2 separate regions of the Homo sapiens genome follow, and region 1 is linked to region 2. Evidence: chromatin contacts called from ENCODE Hi-C data. All regions are on one chromosome and are shown on one strand. The core of a region is the stretch at or near the end of the contact, and the rest is flanking DNA. Distances in the headings are between cores, read along the strand shown.

Region 1 (5,006 bases), core at 1,780-4,279, 54 kb after region 2:
TGGCCACGGGCAAGGCCCCTGATAAGGTCACAGGTGGGGAGGACCAGGGCTGCTGAGACTGAGGCCCAAGCCCCCTGCCTAGGCCCCCAGAGATTCCTGGGTGCGCTGGCAGGGAGGGGGTCAGCTTGGAAATCTGCAGGTGGGCAAGCTCTCTGGTGTCCCGATGCCCGCCGGAGTCTGAACGCAGCCCCTGCAGGTGCCAGATGGGTGTCTGTCGACAAATTCACAAGTACCTGCCTGCAGCGAGTTCCCACCTGCAGCTTCCCCACGCTGTTTTTGTTTGGTGCTTCCAGAAATCATTTCATCCTCCTCACCCACACTGGTGCCCACCCTGTGCCAGGGCTGGGGGCTTGGGTGAAGGAAGCCCAGTCCCAGTGCCCACAGCCCAGCAGGAGGAGACAGACACATTAGCAAGGCCTGCGGGCAGGTCAGGAGCTGGGCGGGTCCACGGTGAGCCCCAGAGCTGCTGGCAGAAGCGAGGATGGCCTTCCAGGGGAGGGAACGGCACAGGCAAAGGCCCTGGGGCAGGACAGCACGGATGTGTCCATGGAACATGGGACAGCCACGGCCTTCACAGCTGCTATGCCTGTGGTGTCGGCTCTAGTTCCAGGGCAAAGGATGGAAAGAAGGCCGGGGCCCCGCTCCCACCCAGGAGTCAGGACCCCACTCCCTCCAGGGCACCGAGACCCCACTCCTGCCCGGTCACCAGACCCCACTCCCTCCAGGGTGCCAGGATCTCACTCAATCCAAGTCACCAGACCTCAATCCCTCCAGGGCACCGAGACCCCACTCCCACCCCAGGCGCCAGGACCCCACTCCTGCCTGGGGCTGCCCCTGCTGCTGTGCCTCCCCTGGTGGAGCGGTTTCTGGCTTTAAAAGTGTGCTCGTGAGCGCAGGGTGTTTTTCCTGAATGAAAACTCACAGAGTGCATGTGTCATGCTGATGTGACAAACCCGGGCGCTGTTCTCCTGGGTATCACACCCTACGACTCCAAGGCTGGCCCGGCACAGGGGCTCCCCTTGAGGTGGGCAGGTTTCCAGGCATTTGGAAGTAGACATGGGAAGGAAGGAGCGACGGGGTGGGAGGGATCTGCCTGCCAGCCCACAGGGCTCAGGGGTCCTCAGAGGTGTCGCCCCTTCCATGCTCAAAATGGCTGGAAGAGGAGAGCCTCTCAGTATCCCCACCTTATAGATGAGGAGGCACAGAGAGGGGGAAATTTGCCGGTTCCCCAAAGAGCCTGCTGCCTCCACCTGCTGTGTTCGAAGCGGTGATTTTTCTCTTGAGGCCCCTGTGTCCTAGCATTTCTGAGCTCAAAGGAACCTGTGTCTGGCCAGCCCCTCCCATGCTGAGGACAGAGGTGAATGCTTGGGACAGCGAGAGGTGGCATCACTGAAGAAGCCCCGTGGCTCCGGCTCCGTCTGCAGGATCCCTCCCAGGACGCAGTGGTGGGCCCAGGCCGGCCAGCGCTGGCTGAAGGAGCACTGTCCCCACAACCCAGGGAAACAACAGGGCTCCAGGGGGACGTGCAGGGAGTGGAAGAAACTCAAGCCGGGAGCTGTGGATCCAAAAATATTGCAGAGTTTCCCGAGGCAGGCCCTACGAGATCCCTGAAACGGGATACGCCGAGCTGAACTTGGCCACATAATGCCGCTCTGTTTGGGAAGGGCCCGGAGCACTGGGGGCCCGAGGTATCTTTCAAAGAGTGATGGTTACGGAAATTAGTGGTGCAGAAATCCATACTCATCATTCATCGGGGGCCTTATTAACCTTCTTACGATGTGATAGGAGCGGCTTGGCCTCCTGACTCCAGGGGCCTGGGAGAGGCCATCCTTGTCTCCGGCTTGGAGGAGAGATGCAGGAGGATCGCCCAGGCAGCACCGGCCCCACCCGCTTCCGGAATCCTTGGAGACACGAGTAGCAGTTTCCTGATGTGATACTTAGGTCATGAGGCAGGGCGTGGACCAGGACGATGCACAGCTGAGAGCAGCCCACACGGCCTCTCTCGGGGTGGCAATAACACTGCCTCAGAGACTGGAGAGAGCCAGGCCCAGGAGACCCCAGTCAGGGCGTTCCCAGGAACAGGGAACCCAGAGAGGCCTGGGCATCACACACACCTGCGCTCACAGTGGCCCCACCTGGACCCCTGGGGGACCCACCCTTCTTCCCCTTCTGCCCCTGTGTTGCTTCCTCTGCACCGCAGGGGCCAGGTAGCTGCCATGGAGTTGTCTGCAGGTTAAGGGAGGCCAAGGAAAGGCATCTGACCTTTGGAAGATACCCCAATAAACACCATCCGCTGTCATCACTGATCCAGCAGCTGAAACATGGAAGGGCCAGCTCCAGGGGCCCACAGGCCTCGCAGAACTCAGAGCTCCACACTCCTCCCGCCCCTGCCCATCCCCTCTTGAAGGGGCCTCACCAGGCCATGGGCTCCCTATTAAGTAATCACATCAATGTCCATTTTAAATAAGGTCTGAATGCTATGAAGCACCCGTGTTGGGTCAAGGCAGCTCTTGGCAGTGCGGGGGAGCTTGTTAGAAATGCAAGTCCCCTGAACCCCAGCACTGGGGGAGACGGGGGTTCTGTGTAAATGCCCGGCAAGAGAGCTGCATTCCAGTTTGAGACCCACTGGGTTGGACATAGCAGGTGAACGCTGGTCCCAACAGCTTCTCTCCTCGAAGGGAACAGTGCACCTCCCACTGCTCGAGACCAACCTGGGAGGCTCCCAGGGCCCCTCCTGGGCCTGTCTCCCCCCACACAGCAGGTGCCTTCTCCCGGGCTCCTTTGGGGCCTACCCGGTGCCTGGCACCCTCAAGATGCCTTTACATCTTGTGTTTTGGGCTTGGCCGCAGGACCCCGCAGGAAGGTGCATGGCCGCTTCAGCAAGGCTGGCGGAGAGGGCAGATTTTCTGGGCCCACAGGCCTTGGCAGGATGCTGGCCTCTCAAGGTTGCACTGACAACCTTGGGCACGTGACGGATTTATTGAGGGGAGAGCAGGTTGAGCTGTTCTGTCCAATGCCGTCGCCAGGAGGAACCTGCCGTGGCCCGGCCTCAAGTCCTGTTACTCAACACTTGTCTTATTATGCTGCAAAGCCAGAGCAGAGCCGAGGTGATAACGCGGGCACGGCAGGCCCGGGCTTTCCAAACCTGCTCATTTTTAGCCCCTGGGAATCAAAGTGGTGTCCGGCTCTGTCCCGCAGCCTTTGATCCTCCGCCCAGTGTCTCCAGCGAGAGAGAAGCAAAGAACACAGAGAGATAAACCACACTTGAGCCGTCGCTCTCCGCCTGGCTGCGCCTCTATCTGGGGCCGCAGCGTCCCCCGAGTGCTGAAAAGAGTTCTCCTGGTGAGCGGCACCGTGACCTTCATTCTTGACCGCGCTGTCCGGATGAGAGTGGCTTGTCCAGACGAGAGTGGCTTGTCCAGACGGAAGGGGAAAGGACGGTCTGCCTGCTCTCCTGAAGGGAAGGGCCAGATAGCGAGGGAACCCACCTCCCTTCCTGTGGGGTGGAGGTTTGGGGGTGGAGGTGGCCCCAGGAGACAGGGGTCACGGAATTGGCGCGAAGGGAAGAATGGGGAGCCCAGGCTGAATGTTCTCCACCAGCACATCGGTGGGGGCTCAGGAGGCCAGTCCCATTGCCAAGCGATGAAACTCTTGTATCTTCGAATGGCCTGGGTGGGTTTCCGGCAGCCAAGAAGCGTGAGCAGCCCTGTGGAAGGAGGGGAAGAGGCACTGGTCTTTTCCTGTTTGTCTTCTGTGGGTTGACCCTCACGGAGGCACTCCGCTCCGGGCATGACCTCGGACTCTTGAGGAGCCTCAGTTCGGCTGTCTTTCTGCAGTTAATTACTAGGACAAGGGAACACATCCAGGTGCCTTTCACAGGGACATCGCCCATGAGGGCAGGGACTGCACCCTATTGACCCTATATTCCACCCCAGCTCCTGGCACTTGGCCGGGGCTCAGACACGTGTTGAGTGAAAAACTGCACATTTGGGCAGAGTTACCAGCAATGAACCTGCCTCTGTAGAGGATCCTAAGTCGGGGCGAGGGGGCCCTCAGTGAAGCCTACAGAAAGCCAAGCAGCCCAGGGGTTCCCTCTCCACCTGAGAAGCAGCGAGACCCTGTCCAGGTCAGCGGGACCAGCACCGCATCCCAGGCCACCCGTGTGTCAGCACATAACCTTTGAAAACACCGTGAATGCCGGCTTTGATGATAATATGTGGGTAAAGGTTGTATTGCTATCTGGGTGATGATTCATCCGTCTGTGAACCGGGACAAGGAGGTAATAGGAAGGCGCGATGGCCAGGGGCAACGTTGGAACGCAAACTTATCAGAGGCAGTGAACTCCGCGCTGCACTAAATAGAATTCCATTATTGTTTCATAAATAGAGAGATTGAAGTACCCAGGCCAGGAACCGATGATCAGAGGGGAATGCGTTTGAGCTCCGCTCTGAATAGTATTTGTTCTGAGTAAGTGGTTGTCTCGGCTAATAGTAGGGTATTTCATTGTTAAGAGCTTGTTGAGCAGGATTTATGGGTGAGTCCAGCACGGCTGTTTGTGCAGGATGCTCAGTGGTCGCCAGGGGTCCGGGAGTCGGCAGCAATGTTGTTCCATCCTTTGTCGGCTTCTCCATCTCCTGGTGAACGTTGCCCCTTGGAGAGGCGATGGCGTGGCCCGGCCCCGGCAGGTGTCTGAGGGCCTGAAGGCACCCCCGTAATCCCAGCACACTCGTGGGTGCCGGCAGTGTGTGAGTGCGTGCGTGTTGTGTGTGCATCTGTGAACATATGACAGGATTCGGGTTTCTGGCTTCTCTAGAAGCCTGGGCTAGGCCATTCCCCTGCCTCACTGTGGCGGCTCCTTACTCCCCCGGGGGCCAGGCGTTCCTGCCATGTGCCCACCTGAGCCTTGGCAGTCAGAAATGATGGTACCTACCTAGAACCTGCCTACCAGGTAAACAGGCGAAACCTAGAACCTGCCTACCAGGTAAACAGGCGAAACCTAGAACCTG
Region 2 (5,640 bases), core at 1,538-4,037:
AAAGGGCTGTCCTGCCTGTGTGGGGCGGAGCTCTGAGATCTGGAGCAGCCCATCGAGCATGGCGGGGGAGTGGGGGTTGTGTGGTGGAGGAGCTGCGTCTTTGGCTTGGTGGAGAATTCAAAGCTGTGGCTGGAATGGCCCAAGCATTCTGGAAGTTTGGGAAGGTCTGAACGTGGTAACCTGCACTCTCTCCTCTCTGGAAAGGGATAGCATGGCGGGGGCAGTATCCAGAGAGCAGGCATCCCTGCAGGCGCCACCCTCCCCAGACAACTGCAGCCCCAGGGCAGGTGGTCAGTTATAGCCCTGCCCCCAACTCTACCTTGTGCCCCGAGGTGCTAGAGGCAGAGGGCAGAGCAAGGTCACAGCCAGGGCAGGCCAGGGGGACCCCACAGTGCCTCCTTGTCTCCCACAGCCCCTGGGGCTGGGAAGGAGGCTTGGAGAGGCCTGGCGGGGGGTGGCTTCCCAGGCCAGGAGCAGTTGGAGAGAGAGACAGGACCCCCACCCTAGGGCTTCCAGCAGCCTCGTCCTCTGAGAGGCTCCTGTGACTTCCAGGTCAAGGACCACAAATATGCTAATGGCCTGGGGGGGCGCTTGTCTGACCACCGCATTGGCAATGAGGTGGGCAGAGGAAAGTGAGTCCTCACAGGGCTGCTTGCAGGCTGGAAGGGAGTGGGGCCTCCTGGGTACTTCACCAGCAAGCTGGGCGTGGCCATGGGCCCCACGCCGGTGGGTGCCTGGGTGACCCGGGCTGGGGGCCAGGGCTGGTCTACACCTGTGTATCTTCAGGCTTCCCTGGGAAAAGGGGCTGCCCAGCCCTGCCCTCGGTGTGCACCACCTACTCAGGGTCCACTCACCTTGATCTTGGCAGGGCCCATGTGAATCCAGGGTGAGCCCGGGTTAGCACTCCCCTGCTGTCAAATTCGGGAGGCTACTTTACCTCTCTGAGCCCCTTCCTCTTCTGCACAGAGCAGGAAGCCATAGCCTTGCTCGTGGGTGTGTTCTGGGGTTTACATGCATTATTGGGGGCCAAGTACCCAGTGCGGAGCCCGGCCTGCCTGGCCCTTGGCCCTCCACCTCACCATGGAGGCCTCTTGTCCTGGGCAGCCTCCTTCTCTGTGTGAGGAGAGCTAGACAGGTCCTAGCAAAGGGAGGAAGCTGGGGGGCACAGGCCGGATGGAGCCCACTGCGGGGCCCCACACTTGGGTCAGCAGGAAAGACCCCCACATGCTCCTCCGAGCAGACATGAGGAGGGAGACCCCTTGGGGGCCCGTGCACACAGGAAGCCACCCTTCCTGCAAACTGTCCCTCCTCCACACCCCATGCCCCCATCGTCTGTTTCTTGCCTCCATCCGAGAGCCCCTGCCTGAGTGAAATCCCTCAGCCTGGTCCTCAAAGGGCCATGGCAGAGCTCCCCCCAGGCTTCCCAACCCCAGGGCTCCTCCGTCTCTGGGGTGCTCATTTGCCCCCTGCTAACACCTTTGTGCATATGCTGCCTCACTCCCAGCCCCATCACCTCCTGGGCTCCCCACCCCCACTTCGGGACCCCACCCCCAAGAGGACCTCAGCTCCCAGACTTGGAGATCTTTCCTCTTCCTCGTGTTGATGTTGCTGTGGAAGGCAGGGTGGGTCCTACCCATTGTGTCTGCCCCAGAGTAGTGAATTCTGGACTAAATACTGTTTCCGTATTTTTTAAATGTCTCCAAGGCACTCTCCGTGGGGCAGTGTAGACCAAAGGTGCTCAATACCACTTATGAAATGAGGACATGAAGGGGTGTGGAGCCTGCTCCCGGGGGCCAGGGAGAGGAAGAGCAGTGCCCATTCAATCATCTCACAGGAAGGGAGATGCGCGCGGGGCCAGCCTCGCCCGGGCGGTGTGTCCAGGCCAAGGGGCAGCACTCACAGGCGGGGCTGCCAGCGAACAGAGTGTTCTTGGAACATCAGAAAGAGAAGCAGGCCATGCCCAGATTTTGGGTCTTCAAGGCCTTGCTGGCTGGGCGGGGCAGGGCCAGGCGGTGGCAGCCCTGCAGGTCGAGAGAAAATCACTGGGCGTGCACTGAAGTCTGCTGGCTCTAGCAGACTGCTTGTGGCCGGAGCAAAGCACAAGGCCCCATCTCACCAGGTCAGCGGAGATGCTGCCTGCCTGGAGCTCGGGTCCCATGGGGTTGGGGGCGAAGATGCTGCATCCCAGTGCTGTTCCCTGCTCGGGGCCCTGGAAGCAGAGCGGCCTGGCTTCTCTCATTGGCCAAAGAGGGTTTGGAAGGTAGGGCTTAGGGGCCATTCCCTCCTGTCGCACAGCCCTGCGGGGTTCTCATGCGGAACCCCAGGCCAACCCCTGATGACAGGGCCCAACGCGGGAGGCTTGGGAAGGCCTTTGGTGGTGGGGGCAGGGGATGCGGAGGGCAGGAGTGAGGGAGGTGGTGGCTGGGAGTGTAAACAGCGGCGTAGAGACCTCTGTGCATTTCAGGACGGGCTCTCCAGAGCCCAGGGTCCTTTTCTGTGCCGTACTTGACTGTGTAAATATTTTTCTTAGGAGTAAAGAGAGAGCCTCCATTCATTGGATGGATCTCACTTGAAGGAACTGAGAAGTAACTGTTTAGGCATAAAAGCTAAAAGCAGTGTCCAAGGAGCTTTAAAAAAAATCATTTCTGTAGCTCAAACACGGCCAAGCTGATTTTTTTAATGCAAAAAATAAATAAATATTATCCTACTCCCGGTTGAGAGCGCAAGGGTTTGTGTCAACACCAGTGCAGTCTTTGCTCTGCGAGCCAGAGGCGGGGCGGCCGGCGACTAACCGCCTTTCACGGTTCTTGCGGGAGCTGCCAACGGGAAGCCGCCCAGCTTTGCTGGAGCCCACACGGCCGGAGGGAGCTTGGCCGTGGAGAGAGTCCTGGCCGGGGTTCAGGTGCAAGTCCCGGGTGGAAGGGCCTGGCGTGTGTCTTCTTCCTGCCGAGGCATCCACCCGGAGGCCTCTGTCCTGCCGGAGCACACTCCTGGAGTCAGGAGGCCCAGACTCGAGTGCGGGCGCTGCCCTGAGCAGCTCCTCGACATCTGCCCGGTCACCTCAACTCTGCAGCCCCTGTTTCCCGTCTACACAGCAGGGGCGTTGCTGGTTCCTGCTTCCCACATGTGGTTGTGAGGAGGAGGTCCGCGTCTGCGGTGCCTGGGACAGGCCCCCCACATGTGGCAGGGCCCCAAAAAATGACCCGCTGCTGTTATGACTGGCTTCACCATTGCCATCACCTTGATGCAACATTTACACCAGGGAAATTGGCAGCACCCACGGCTTCCATTTGGAAAAGAAAATTAAGAATGAGATTTGTTCTTTAAAAACTCCATCTTCTCAGAAAGGGAGGATGTGTGGGTGGCCGTGGACATTCCTCTCCGAGAGTGAGATGACCCTGAGATGTGGAGGCTCAGTGTGGCCTGGTCATCAGCTTCCAGCCCTGCCAGGGGCACTGTTTAGTTGGGTGTAAAACCCTGCTGAACATGTAGGCCGCATGGAAGCTGAAGCTGCTGACCACCAAGACCTTTGCTCAGACTGTGTCCAGCAGAACCCTGAGCCCCTCGACCCCACAGTCTCCCAGCAGTGAGCAGAGTGAGGCTTGGAGCCTGGATGGGATGTGGAGGTTGTAGACAGCTCCATCAGCCTTGCCATTTGTATGCCCCTGGGTGCCCTGCATAGACAACCCTGACCCCCCGACTCCACCCATAGGGGCTTCTTCAAGGAGAAGAGGCCTTGGAATCAGCTTTTAGCAGGTTCTAGACTCAGACCCACATCTTTGGGTCCAACGAAGCTACTTCAGAAATGGGCAAGAAAGAAAAGTAGGTTAGAACCAGCCACAGTGGCTCACGCCTGTCATCCTAGCACTTTGGGAGGCCAAGGCAGGAGAATTGCTTGAGCCCAGGAGTTAGAAATCAGCCTGAACAACATAGTGAGACCCTGTCTCTACAAAAAATACAAAAAATTAGCCAGACATGGTGGAGCATGCCTCTAATCCTAGCTATTTGGGAGGCAGAGGTGGGAGGATCACCTGAGCCCAGGAGGTCGAGGTTGCAGTGAGCTGATAGAGCCACTGCACTCTAGCCTGGAGGCTGGGGGTGGGCGGGGAGAGAGAGAGAGAAGAAAAGTAAAGAAGAAAGAAAGAAAGAAAAGAAAAGAGAGAGAGGAAGGAAAGATGGAGAGAGAGAGAAGAGGAGAGGAGAAGAGGAGAGGAGAGGAGAAGAGGAGAGGAGAGGAGAGGAGAGGAGAGGAGAGGAGAGGAGAGGAGAGGAGGAGAAGAGAAGAGAAGAAAGAAAAGAAAGAAAAGTTAGAGCCGAGCTGGGCATGATGGCTCACATCTATAATCACAGAACTTTGGGAGGATTGCTGGAGTCCAGGAGTCCCAGCCTGGGCAACATAGTGAGACCCCATCTCTACAAAAAATAAAACAAATTAGCCGGGATGGTGGTGTGCTTGTTGTCCCAGCTACTCAGGAGGCTGAGTTGAGAGGATCGCTTGAGCTCAGGAGGCTGAGGCTGCAGTGAGCCATGATTGCACCACTGCACTCCAGCCTGGGTGAGACAACCTGTTTCAAAAAAAAAAAAAAAACAGAAAAAGAAGAAGAAGAAAGAAAAGAGAAGTAGGTTAGAGAGAGAAGGTTTGCTCTCAATGCCAAGAGCAAGGGGTGGGTAAAGCGGAGTGTTGGGGTCCCTCATGGGCCTCAGCCTCCTCCGCACCGGGCTCCGTCCACCTCCCGCTGGTATGGAAGCAGCTCCGTGGCCGGGGCTCACTCTGGGTTTCCTCCTTAGTTAGGTTCTCAGATACTTTAATAACAGATAATTTTGACGGGAGAGAAACCTTCTGGGATCCATTTGTGGCACCAAACAGCAAGCTGAGCCCCCCTGGGGCGGCGCCAGAACTCCAGAGCCCTAAGCGCCTCTGCGTACGTGGCCTCTTTGCTGACTTTTTGGAGAACAGAGGGTATTTATTTTAAGAGTCAAAAAAGAGGTTCTGACCAACCCCACTTAGCTAAATCCTGGCGCTGGGACCCGTGAGAGCAGCTAAACGCCAGAGGTCAGACCTCGCTTTTTTTGGCTAAAACGCTTAATCAAACACACCTAATACTTCTGCCGGGGTGCGGGGAGGTTGAGAGCGCGGCGGCCGCTGCCAGCAATCGAGGAGCCAGCGGCGCGTGTGCTGAGGGCCCAGCTAGCAAAATAAAGAGGGTTTTCAGCGGAGCGGCGGCTCAGGCGAGGCTGGGGGAGCCGGGGAGCGCGTCCCGCCATTTTTCCAGCCGAGGTCAGCAGCGGGTGAAGGGGCGGAGTCCGTGGTGTTCCCAACTGCCCAGGCGGGCGGTGAGATGGGGCAGGCGGTTCCGCAACGCGGCTCAGGCCCCAGCGCCCTGCCTGCAGGAGGCCGCTTCTTTCTCTGTTGCCATCGGGCGCCGGTTTCCTCTTCCGGGGATGCAGGGCAGCTGGGGGGGCTCTGCCTCTGTGCGGCTCTTCCGTGGTTCCACGCTGGGCTCCGGGGTGACCACAGTCCTCAGCAGCCCACACCCTCAGCCCGAAGGGGGCCCAGGCCCCGTGCCCAGAGGATCCAGAGAGACAGCCGGGAGCCCAGCAGCTGTGGCAGCTGCCCCCACCACCACCCCGGGGCTGGCC

The links. Hi-C counts contacts between places; a loop is a spot of excess contacts on that map.
Region 1: a loop to region 2 is called in a map of ectodermal cell, with 3 times the contacts of the local background. The contact joins two enhancer-like sites. A Hi-C loop is called at or near these places in 2 of 168 maps with a recorded cell type or tissue (dorsolateral prefrontal cortex and ectodermal cell).

The regions. Positions count from the first base shown.
Region 1 is chr1:3,289,187-3,294,192 of GRCh38, forward strand. The region is part of intron 3 of PRDM16 (PR/SET domain 16); the gene reads left to right. It overlaps LOC124903828 (collagen alpha-5(IV) chain-like), which reads left to right. Exons shown (of 2, transcript XM_047436627.1): 1 at 1-4,981. Among named protein-coding and RNA genes, the nearest start is that of ARHGEF16, 160 kb to the right of the region's middle. RefSeq lists an enhancer at 4,079-4,373. Within about 2 kb of position 3,030, at least 4 of the 41 ENCODE cell types and tissues checked have a DNase peak (open chromatin) inside an H3K27ac peak, as active enhancers do.
Region 2 is chr1:3,235,836-3,241,475 of GRCh38, forward strand. The region is part of intron 2 of PRDM16 (PR/SET domain 16); the gene reads left to right. Among named protein-coding and RNA genes, the nearest start is that of MIR4251, 110 kb to the left of the region's middle. RefSeq lists an enhancer at 5,110-5,404. Within about 2 kb of position 2,788, at least 4 of the 41 ENCODE cell types and tissues checked have a DNase peak (open chromatin) inside an H3K27ac peak, as active enhancers do.